Linked DNA regions of Homo sapiens: all the other regions are linked to region 1. Evidence: read pairs that join two places in POLR2A ChIA-PET (ENCODE). Cell type or tissue: GM12878. All regions are shown on one strand.

Region 1 (4,000 bases):
CAAGCTGGTGGCCTCTGCAGGCCTAGGTGCAGCTCCTCAGCGGCTCCAGCTCATATGCTGACAGCTCTTCACAGTCCTGGACTCCTGCCACCAGCATCCACACTGCCGGCAGGATGCAGCGCCGTGTCCTCTCTGTGTCCCTGCTGCTGCCAGGGCTTCCTCTTCCGGGCAGAAACAATAAAACCACTTGTGCCCACTGAACACTCCTGGCATGTGCACTCCTCTGGAAGGCAGGTCTCAGAAGGCACAAGTGCCGGTATGGTGGCCTTGGGGAAGGAGGAGGACAGGCAGTATGCATGGGGCAGAGCTGACATGATTTAGTAGCAGCTGGATGTGAGACATGCGGAAGGCGGGGGAGAGATCAGGATGATATACAGGCTATGGCCAGATGGCGGTGTCATCCCCTGAAATAGGATTATAGGAAGAGGATCAGAGCTTCGAGGAGGATGTTGAGTTTAGAGATGTTGCATTTTATTGGAGATAAAAGTGTGGGTGAAGCCAGGTGTGGTGGTAGACACCTGTAGTCCCAGGTACTTGGGAGGCCAAGGCATGTGGATTGCTTGAGCCTAGTTTGAGACCAGCCTGGGCAACATGGCAAAACTCCATCTTTACAAAAACAAAAAACAAAAAACAAAAAACCAAGAAAATTAGCCAGGCGTGGTGGCACACACCTATAGTCCCAGCTACTCAGAAGGCTGAGGTAGGAGGATCAATTGAGCCTCGGAGGTCGAGGCTGCAGTGAGCTGTGATCACACCACTGCATTCCAGCCTGGGCAACAAAGCGAGGCCCTGTCTCAAAAATAAGTAAATAAAAATAATAAATAATTAATTTAAAATGTAGATGAATAGGTCTGGAAGCCCAGATGGAGATGAAGGCTGGCAATAGATGTGTGAATCATTGGCTTATGAATATTAGAGAGTAGCTGACACTATGGATGCGTATAACACTCGCATAAAATTCAGGAGGAGATGAGAAGAGAGTTCCACTCAAAGAAGACTGATGTGGCTGATGAGGAAGAAAATGCTTTTGAGGGAGTTGTTTCTCAAGATGAATTTATTGAGGAATAAGATGGCAGACTGGGGAGCCTTCACCTCCTCCCCTAAGTCCCAGTGAAACCTAAAAAGTCATCTGAAATATTAACATCACCAAAAGCGAAGTTTGAGAAGATAAGGAAGTATGAACATAACTAAAAAACAAAGTGGGAAACATTTGTAATACAGAACAGGGCAATGAAAACCTTGAAGTAAAATGGCCATCCCTCAAGAAAGTTCAGGAAATAGTTAACATCAGCTGGGTGCAGTGGCTCACACCTATAATCCCAGCACTTTGGAAGGCTGAGGCAGGTGGATCACCTGAGGTCAGGAGCTCGAGACCAGTCTGGCCAACATAGTGAAACTCCGTCTCTGCTAAAAATACAAAAAAAATTAGCCAGGCGTGGTGGTGTGCACCTGTAATCCCAGCTACTCTGGAGGCTGAGAAGGGAGAATTCCTTGAACCGGGGAGATGAAGGTTGGAGTGAGCAGAGACCGCGCCATTGCACTCCAGCCTGGGCAACAAGAGCGAAGAACAAAACTATGTCTCAAAAAAACAAAACACAGCAAACAAAAATCTATTTTGAAAGAGATGAGAGTGAGCCATATAACTTGTTTAAACAAAAGGAAGTTGTGTTGTCGTGTAATTAAATGAAAATACTAGGAAGTGAAATAATACCTCCAATGGAAATGGTAGAAAGCAGAACTGAAAAACTTCTGCTAGGTAGGATATGGTAGGTCTCTGCACGCCACCACTCCCATTGCAACCGCTAGGGAAAAAACAGCTAAGATGAAAATGTCTTTTTTTTTCTTTTTTTTTTTTTTTTGAGATGGAGTCTCGCGCTGTTGCACAGGCTGGAGTGCAGTGGCGCGATCTCAGTTCACTGCAACCTCTGCCTCTCGGGTTCAAGCGATTCTCCTGCCTCAGCCTCCTGAGTAGCTGGGATTACAGGCACGCATCACTACGAGCGGCTAATTTTTGTAATTTTAGTAGAGACGGGGTTTCAACATGTTGGTCAGGCTGGTCTCAAACTCCTGACCTCAAGTGACCCGCCCACCTCGGCCTCCCAAAGTGTTGGGATTACAGGGATGAGCCACCACGCCTGGCCGAAATGTCTTATTTTTAAAAAGAATGAAGAGTGGTCACAGAAATAAAGACTGAATGGACTAAAATTTCAAGGAGGGAAGAGCCCTTCCGAGTTGAACTAGTGATAGGCAGCTATTTTCTTCCCTGAAACATTTGCCCATTTGGGACATGAGGATCAGACTTGGCCCAAGCAGAGAGACTCTACTGGGGAAGAGAGAAAGGAACAGTTTTTGGTAGTTGCAAGGACTTGCTATGGATTAGGACCTAGAGGAGCACAAAATGCAGAGTGTTTTCCCCATGGGACATTTGCTGAGTTCTGAGGCAGTGCAGGAGACTGAGAAGGCAAGTCCCACAGTCTTGCAGTGTTTAGAGAGGAGGCCTGGAGTGAACAAATAGCTGGTCTCCCCAACATAAGGTATTTGCCAGGTTTTGCGCCTGTGTGGGTTGGGAAGCTAAAGAGCTCCCTTTAAATCTCTGAAGAGCAGAACTTTAAGATCTGAGAGAGACAGAGACTGACTAGGCTTTCAATCCAAAATCCAAGAGGGCCATTCCTAAGGAACAAGGACAACCAGGAGGGGATTGAATTTTACTGCAATTCCAACACTGCCCCAACCCAGTTCAGTACGTAATTGCATCGAAGTGACTAGCTCCTGTAGGGAATAACAAGATTTGAAGCCCCTATCCTTCTTTTATACCCAATATGTGACATACAATTAAAAATCATAAACCATGCAAAAAATGGAGAAATGTGGGGCTAATACATAAAAGAAAAAATAAATAAAAGCAGACCCACATGTGATCCAGGCATTGGAACTGGCAAAGATTTTTAAATAACTTGGTTAATATGTCAAATAGAGAAGAAGATGGACAAAAAAGAAGCAAATGTAGAGAATGTCAACAGAGTTGGAATCTATTAAAAGAGGATGAAAGGAGGCTATTGAACTGAAAAATACCCCTGAAATTACAAACTCATTGGATGGATTTCATAAACATTGATAGAAGTAAAGGATAAAATCACAATCGAATTTAGAAATTAAGTCATATCAGAAAACAGAATTAGTGAACTTAATAGGTTAAAAGGAGGTACCTAAACTGAAGTACAGAGAGGAAAAAAGAGAATGGAAGCTAAGAAACATGGGACTATATGAATAATTCAAGTTACAGAAGAAGTGGAGAGAGAAATTAGGTCCAGAACAACTGGAAAATGACCCAAACGTATATACAGCAATAAAAACAAACAAACAAAACACCACTAATATATGCACCGACATTGATGAATGTCAAAGACGTGGTTGGGCACAGTGGCTCATGCCTGTAACCCCAGCACTTTGGGAGGCCAAGGTGGGCAAATCACTTGATGCCAAGAGTTGACCAGCCTGGCCAACATGGTGAAACCCCGTCTCTACTAAAAATACAAAAATTAGATGGGTGTGGTGGCACATGCCTGTAGTCCCAGCTACTCAGGAGGCCAAGGCATGAGAATCACTTGAACCCAGGAGGCGGAGGTTGCAGTAAACTGAGATCGCACCACTGCACTCCAGCTTGGGTGACAGCAAGACTGTCTCAAAAAAAAAAAAAAAAAGTCATACTGAGTAAAGAAGCCAGACATGAAAAGAGTTCATACTTATGATTCTATTTTATGAAGTTCAAGAACAGGCAAAACTAAGTTACAGAGAAGTCAAAGCAGTGCTTATGTCTGGAGGGTCCTGATGGAAAGGCGTGTGAAGATGGAGGGGAAAAGGTTCACCATGGTGCCCTTACAACCATGTGTGTCTCTACATGGGCCACATAGGCAAGGCTGGACCACAGTCTGACAGCCACTATGGTGTGCTTAGGGACTGCTTGGCCACTTAACACGGGAACATTTTGGGTAGATGGGAA
Region 2 (4,000 bases), 120 kb before region 1:
GAGTCTCACTCTGTAGCCCAGGCTGGAGTGCAGTGGTGCGATCTTGGCTCACTGCAACCTCCACCTCCCAGGTTCAAGTGATTCTTCTGCCTCAGCTTCCTGAGTAGCTGAGACTACAGGTGTGCGCCACCACGCCCAGCTAATTTTCGTATTTTTAGTAGAGATGGGGGTTTCCCCATATTGGCCAGGCTGGTCTTGAACTCCTGACCTCATGATCCGCCCAACTCAGCCTCCCAAAGTGCTGGAATTACAGGCATGAGCCACCGTGCCCAGCCTATGTTTAACGTTTTAAAGAACTGTCGCACTGTTTTCCAAAGTGGCTGTGCCATTTTACATTTTCACTAGCGATGTATGAGGGTTCTAATTTTTTCATATCCTCACCAACACTTGTTTTTGTCTCTCTTTTTGACCCAAAGATTTTTTTAAATTAATAAAACACTTTTCTGAAAATAAATATATTTTTTTAATGTGGGAAAAAGCAATAAGGCCATTGTTATGCCCAGTCACCATAGCATTCCTATCGGTGGAGAGACTCATGCACCGTTTCCAACTTAAGCCCAAATCAACTCAAATGCATTTTAAGATTTTCTTCATCATTTGTATTCCTAGACAATTCTTTAATCTACTACCTTTTTTGCCACAATCTGCTACACATTCTGCCTTTTCAAGCACTAAAAGGACTCTAGGAGTTTTTTGCAAAGAAATGCTGTCATAAGAGTGGTGGTATCAAAGTATTGTTTAACGGTAGTCTCAAAGACTTTCAGGGTAATGCATTCTGTGATTATAGAGATGAAAGAAACAACATCATAAAGTGAAGGTCATCTTCATTCCCACCACCTTATTCTCAGTATATCTGAAATCAGAACATCCTAATAAGGACCAAAATACTTTGTTCCTAGTTATTCTTCACCCTTAACAGAAATAAGTAAAACACCGAAAGATATGAGGCCCTCCTACCAAGGATTTCTAGTGCTTTAATTAAAGAAAATTTCACCTACACTCATACTATTTTTCAGTTTGCTTTGTTTGGTGTCCTGGAGGTTTTTACATCCTGGAACAGTGCACAGTGGTAAAATTCAGAATGGATGAAAAGTAGGATTGGTTTGTTTGTTTTCAGGAAGTGAGGCAATCGTAAAAGGGAAAAATGGGAAAGGCGAAACAAGCAGGATGTCTTTTTTTTTTTTTTTTTCTTTTTAGACAGAGTCTCACTCTTCGCCCAGGCTGGAGTGCAGTGGTGTGATGTCGGCTCACTGCAACCTCCGCCTCTCAGGTTCAAGCGATTCTCCTGCCTCAGCCTCCTGAGTAGCTGGAATTACAGGCACGTGCCACCATGCCTGGCTAGTTTTTGTATTTTTAGTAGAGACAGGGTTTCACCATGTTGGTTAGGCTGGTTTCAAACTCCAGATCTCATGATCTGCCCGCCTTGGCCTCCCAAAGTGCTGGGATTACAGGCGTGAGCCACCGCGCCCGTCCAGGATGTCTTTTTTCTAATTAGAGACGAGGGTCTCACTTTGTTGCCCAACTGGTCTTGAATTCCTGGGCTCAAGTGATCCTCCTGCCTTGGCCTTCCAAAATGTTGAGATTATTGATGTGAGCCACCACCCCTGGCCAGAATTTCTTGTCTGTGGGAGCATTCTCAGATCAGTCTTATGAAAAAGGACAGCCAGCCCTTCCTATCTGCAGTTTCTGCATCTGCAGATTCACCCAACTGTATATCAAAAACATTTGAAAGAAAAATAGTTTCTGAAAGTTTCAAAAAGCAAGATTTGAATTTGCTGAGCACCAAGCGCTATGCTGTGTCCACATGAATGAAGTGATGTGTAGGCATACTCTGCTGTATCCTCCCGCCAGGACAGAAGAAAAATGTCACATAGTTACTGACAGTACAGTGTAGCAACTATTTACATGGCATTTATTTAATACATTGTATTGAGTATTATAAGTAATCTAGAGATGGTTTAAAGTGTGCAGGAGGATGTGCATAGGTTATATACATATACTACACCATTTTATATCAGGGACTTGAGCATCCTTGGATTTAGGTATCCGAGGAGGCCCTAGAACCAATCCCCCATGGGAAACCAAGGGATGTGAAAATTGAGGGTCTGAATTTGTTTAAGATTCACAGAACAGACTGAAAAGACAAGAGAGGAGATAATGGAGAGAACAAGCTCACTGAGGAAGTGGGCGGGAGGAAATGGGGCAAGAATAGTAGACCAGAGGAAGAGGAGGAGCACATCTGTCTCAGAGTCAGCCACATTTTATTTGGGGCCAAGAACAAAAATAAAGTGACTGTAATCAGTAGGGCTTTAACTCCTTCTGCTGTCCTGCAGTTAGCTTTTTATGTATCCTGGGGTGTCCAATCTTTTGGCTTCCCTGGGCCATACTAGAAGAAGAACGATTGTCTTGGACCACACATAAAATACACTAACTGGCCGGGTATGGTGGCTCACACCTGTAATCCCAGCACTTTGAGAGGCCAAGGTGGGCAGATCACCTGAGGTCAGGAGTTTGAGACCAGCCTGGCCAACATGGTGAAACCCCATCTCTACTAAAAATAACAAAAATGAGCTGGGTGTGGTGGCGGGCACCTGTAATTCCAGCTATTCAGGAGGCTGAGGCAGGAGAATTGCTTGAACCCAGGAGGTAGAGGTTGCAGTGAGCCAAGATCGCACCCTTGCACTCCAGCCTGGGTGACAAGCGCGAGACTCCCTCTCAAAAAAATAATAATACACTAACAGTAACAATAGCTGATGAGCTTTATAAAAGAATCATAAAAAATCTCACTGTTTTAAGAGAGCTTATGAATTTGTGTTGGACCACATTCAAAACCATCCTGGGCTGCATGTGGCCCGTGGGCTGCGGGTTGGATGAGCTTGAGTACCTGGTCAAAATTTGGGAACATTGATGGCCTAAAAATACGTATATTTCCTGTGTGATTTCCTTAATATTTTAAATAATGTTCTAACCATCTCTGCTTTTAGTCAGCCTCATCTTGGAGTCAAGAGACTGGGCTCCTGACTTACTTTGTCTTTCTATATGTTTTCTCTTCCACAATCCTAATTTTTTGTCATCTAGTCCCATAAACATTCCCTCTTTATCACCATTCTTTTCTTTAACCCTTAGCCTTACTTCCATTTCAGTGTTCTATTGTGTAAGCTGCTAGCGACAATATTCAACTTAAGACTACTTGGTAGGCTGGGCCCGGTGGCTCATGCCTGTAATCCCAGCACTTTGGGAGGCCAAGGCAAGTGGATTGCTTGAGGTCAGGAGTTCGAGACCAGCCTGGCCAACATGGTGAAACTCTGTCTCTACTAAAAATACAAAAATTAGCTGGGCGCGATGGTGGGCATCCATAATCCCAGCTACTTGGGAGGCTGAGGCAGGAGAATGGCTTGAACCCAGCAGGCAGAGGTTGTAGTGAGCCAAGATTGTGCCACTGCACTCCAGCCTGGGCGACAGAGTGAGACTCTGTCTCAAAAAAAAACAAAACAAAACAAAACAAAAACTACTTGATATTAGCTTGGGCTGCTATGACAGAATACTGTAGACTGGGTGGCTTAAACAACAGAAATTTATTTCTCTTGGTTCTGAAAGCCAGGAAGTCCAAGATCAAGATGCTGGCAGATCCCAAGTCAGATGAAGTCCCTCTTCCTGGTTTGCAAGTGGTAGTATTCTCTTTGCATACTGACATATGCGGGTGGGGAGAGCCAGCAAGGTCTCTACTTATTTTTGAGCACTTATCTCATTCATAACTCCACCCCTCATGACCTAATTATCTCCCGGAGGCTCCAACTCCTAATACCATCACACTGGGGGTTAGGATTTTAGGGGGGACACATGTAGTCTATAACAATACCTAAAGTCATATTTTCTCATAATAACTAAATTTTATGTTTGGGACTTTTTTAGGTTTAGCATGAGCTTTAACAGACATAATCTGAAATACTATGTATTACCGAAAAAGCCTAAAAAGGTGGCATTTGATTGCCTAGAATGG
Region 3 (4,000 bases), 1.9 Mb after region 1:
GATGACGGTTAACTATAGAACCATATAATTACGTGTAGTTCAGTTTGGGTAATGATGCCCCGGGCCATGTCCACTCCCCTTTTAAAAATACTTGTTGATTTTTCTTTTTTTTGTTTGTTTTTTGAGACAGAGTCTCGCTGTGTCGCCCAGGCTGGAGTGCAGTGGCCCGATCTGGGCTTACTGCAACCTCCGCCTCCCGGGTTCAAGGGATTCTCCTGACTCAGCCTCCCAAGTAGCTGGGATTATAGGCCCCCGCCACCATACCTGGCTAATTTTTTTGTATGTTTACCAGAGACAGGGTTTCACCATGTCGGCCAGGCTGGTCTCCAACTCCTGACCTCAGGCGATCCGCCTGCCTCGGTCTCCCAAAGTGCTGGGATTACAGGCGTGAGCCACCGCGCCCGGCCCTATTTTTCTTTTTCTTGAAATATTAGTTTACGGCCGGGCCCAGCTACTCGGGAGGCTGAGACAGAAGAATCGCTTGAGCCCGGGAGGCTGAGGTTGCAGTGAGCCGAGATCGCGCCATTGCACTCCAGCCTGGGCAACAAGAGCCAGACTCTGTCTCGGGGGAAAAAAAAAAAAAAAAACTTACACCTAGATCTGATCTTATGGCACCACTATAATTATTATTAGATTATAAATTCCTTGGGGATAGGAACTTTGTTTCTTATCCATCTTTGTATCCCGAAAGTGGCTCTGCCTGTAACAAACCTTCAAATAAAGTTGCTAAGTAATACTAATTCACATCAAAAAGATACTAATTAACATTTATTCTGCCGAGCACTGCCATTAAGATAGGTACCTCCATTTTATTCCCCATTTTACAGATAGAGAAACTAAGGCTCTGGAAGGTTAAGTAATTGCCTGAGGTGCCACAGCTAGTCGTGTATGGTGGAATCCGCATCCAAACCCAAGCAGTCTGATAAGAGCCTGCCCTAAGGCAGCCATTGTGCTATATACTGCCTCTGTAAATATAATACTACTGGGAGTACATGATGTCTTCTAAGTGCAGCACTTGCAGAGTGTGAAAGCCTCTTTCCCTGAAGTACACCTCTCTTTGTTGCGAACTGACTTCTCACATTTGAATCAGGTATTAGTCATCCAGCCATTTAGATGCTTCCCTCTGAGCTGAAAGCCCCAACCCTAGCCAACCTTGGTGGCAGGGATTGGGGAAGTATAATTTAAAATTTTCTGCCAACCTATAAAGGAAAAACAAAAACCCAAAAAACAAAACAACAACAACAAAAAAACCTACCCACAAAAGCAGAAGAAAAAACAGTTCTATGATAGAATAAGCATTAAGTTCAAATGTGGTGTGCATCACAGGTCATTAGCTAGAGATTGCAAAGGACAGAAAGAAATTTCACCCTTTTACATACCTAAGCAGATATACCCCGTTACCATACATGTTTTCAAGATTAAATAGTAACCAGTCTCCAAGTAAGAGGACTTGGCAGCACCACTTGTCACAGCTAGTTCATGCAAAATGCACACAGTAATTGGTAGCTGGTAATCTGTGTTAGCTAATTAGTTTTATTTAGAGGAAAAATAAACTTACATTTTTATAACAGGAATTAGGTTTGCACCTTGAAGTAAGGCACCTACTGGAGTTAACACTCCTGCTCTCCCACAGAAACTGTAAGTAGGGATGCTACCTTCTGTGGTGATTGCATTTCAAAGAGACAGCTCCCAGGTCACTGAGTAAGACATTTCTGGGCTGTAAAGCTGGTAAGAGGCTTATTTAGCTTTTAAAAAGATTTACATACCTCTCAAAGGGTTAGAGAAAGAATTTTCCCTTACAAGTTTTCTCAAATAAATGCTGAAAGGAAGGGAGGAAGGGGAGTCTTTTTCCCTTGCTGTACCCGGGACACATTGATTTACATTTTAGATCTGCATCTGTGTCAAGATTAGACCAGCTATTCCAGTCAAAGAGTCAGCTTGCACTCAGAGTCAGCTTGTTGGCCCACCCTTTCCACAGACATAATAATGAATCAGATAGTGGGAAGCCAGGAGAAGGTATTGTCAAATGCTGGGGGTTAAATCCTCTATTTTGATGGAAACTTTTACTTCCTGGTTTCTTTGAAATTAAGCCTAATTTCTGGCAGATGCTGAAGTGAGTTTGCATGCTGCACCAGGCCACAATAATGTGTCTAAGAAATGCAGACCAGGCAACTGGCCTTGATGTTCTTTTGAGTTGTCTTCACTCCTCAGTCTGCTCTCTTCTACTCATGTAGGCACCTTGGAGATGCCTCACAAGAAGGACTTCTCTCCACTGACCTCCTGATCTTAAGACATCTTTGCTTCTAGCATCCTACCTTAGCTTCTTTTCCAAAAGACTCAGGCTACTTGTGGCTGTGCTGATAACCAAGCCTGGACCACCTTCCTTCACCATTTCTGCTGGCTTGGCTCAACCAGCAAGACAGTTCCTACTATCCTTTCCTTCTGGAATCCTTCCCTGACCTACCTTACTGCTCATGCACCTGCATCTGATTTGGTCTCCCCTGGGCTCCCAGACCACTTGGTAATTTCTCCTATTACAGCACACAGATAGTTAAGTGTGGGTAGTCATGTTTAATTCTCTAGTCCATAAACTTCTTATTTTATATTCAAAGATTTTTTAAATCTTTTTGTTCCCAGCACTTCACGGCAGGGTGCCTACATGAGTAGATCTGAGATCTTAAAACTGGTGGCCTACAGGTTGAGTCAAGCCCACCAAACTATTTTGTTGGGCTCTTTTTAACATTCGTTTTGTAAAATTTGAAGCTACATTTTAAAATCTGAATTTACATACAAATCAGAGACTTCGCCTTTTTTTTTTTTTTTTACTTTTTGCTCATCTAAAGAACAAGATACAGCAGCCAGGTGGGGTGGCTCATGCCTGTAATCCCAGTATTTGCGAGGCCGAGACGGGTGGATCACCTGAGGTGAGGAGTTCGAGACCAGCCTGGCCAACATGGTGAAACCCTGTCTCTACTAAAAATACAAAAATTAGCTAGGTGTGGTGGTGCACACTTGTAATCCCAGCTACTTGGGAGGCTGAGGCAGGAGAATCTCTTGAACCTAGGAGGCAGAGATTGCAGTGAGCCGAGATTGCGCCACTGTACTCCAGCCTGGGTGATAGAATGAGACTCCATCTCAAAAAAAAAAAAAAAAAAAAAAAAAAAGAACAAGATATGGCTACCCTATCAGCAGGTGCCTAGTGCTACTTTAGATGGTATATGAGCTGTCCACTTTGCCATAGCCTTTGCCATTCCCTGTTGCTTCTCCATTGATGCTAAGTATGAAGTGTCATTTATATTGAATCTGCACTAGTATTTTTCTTGGAGTAAAGTATTTCTAAGTACCAAAAGAGAGAAAACAAGACAAAAGCATCTTTCAAGAATAATGAGAGGGAGCCCTTTTTTGCGGGGGGGGGGGGGGGGCGGGGGGACAGAGTTTCGCTCTTGTTGCCCAGGCTGGAGTGCAATGGTGTGATCTCGGCTCATTGCAACCTCTGCCTCCTGGGTTCAAGCAATTCTCCTGCCTCAGCCTCCCGAGTAGCTGGGATATTACAGACATGCACCACCACGCCCGGCTAATTTTGTATTTTTAGCAGAGATGGGGTTTCTCCATGTTGGTCAGGCTGGTATCAAACTCCCAACCTCAGGTGATCTGCCCACCTCGGCCTCCCAAAGTGTTGGGATTACAGGCGTGAGGCACTGCACCCAACCGAGGGAGCCCATTTCTTAGTGGAAATGAAGAGTTGCCTCTGTTTATTAGACACATAAAATGTGTCTGTTTCTATTTTTCTTAAATCTAGCTGCTTTGCTCATTAAAGTTAACTTCCTGGCCTCTATAGATATTTGAATTTTTGACTCTTAGGGTCAAAAACTGAGGCATGGTTGGAGTCGTGGGGGAGGAGGAAGGAAGGATAAACAAGTTCAGCAAATGGTTAAGATTCCAAACTAGCTGGGTGCGGTGGTGGCTCATGACTATAATCCCAGCACTTTGGGAGGCAGAG

What was found. Peaks named below come from ENCODE experiments on the same cell type or tissue, not always from the same donor. Only the 100,000 strongest peaks of a DNase experiment are listed, where the experiment ranks them.
Region 2: POLR2A ChIA-PET joins it to region 1 with 8 read pairs; 4 of 35 experiments call an interaction of 5 or more read pairs at or near these places.
Region 3: POLR2A ChIA-PET joins it to region 1 with 5 read pairs; 1 of 35 experiments calls an interaction of 5 or more read pairs at or near these places.

The regions. Positions count from the first base shown.
Region 1 is chr15:90,895,576-90,899,575 of GRCh38, forward strand. It overlaps FES (FES proto-oncogene, tyrosine kinase), which reads left to right. Exons shown (of 19, transcript NM_002005.4): 19 at 1-201. Among named protein-coding and RNA genes, the nearest start is that of MAN2A2, 5.7 kb to the right of the region's middle. In GM12878, no CTCF peak of the experiment used is centred here; a DNase peak (open chromatin) is centred at 1,746; H3K27ac peaks cover 1,578 bases.
Region 2 is chr15:90,778,910-90,782,909 of GRCh38, forward strand. It overlaps BLM (BLM RecQ like helicase), which reads left to right. Exons shown (of 22, transcript NM_000057.4): 13 at 3,913-4,000. Among named protein-coding and RNA genes, the nearest start is that of BLM, 64 kb to the left of the region's middle. In GM12878, no CTCF peak of the experiment used is centred here; a DNase peak (open chromatin) is centred at 2,242; H3K27ac peaks cover 259 bases.
Region 3 is chr15:92,820,860-92,824,859 of GRCh38, forward strand. No RefSeq gene overlaps it. Among named protein-coding and RNA genes, the nearest start is that of CHASERR, 60 kb to the right of the region's middle. RefSeq lists enhancers at 1-201, 3,943-4,000. In GM12878, no CTCF peak of the experiment used is centred here; no DNase peak of the experiment used is centred here; H3K4me3 peaks cover 115 bases; H3K27ac peaks cover 530 bases.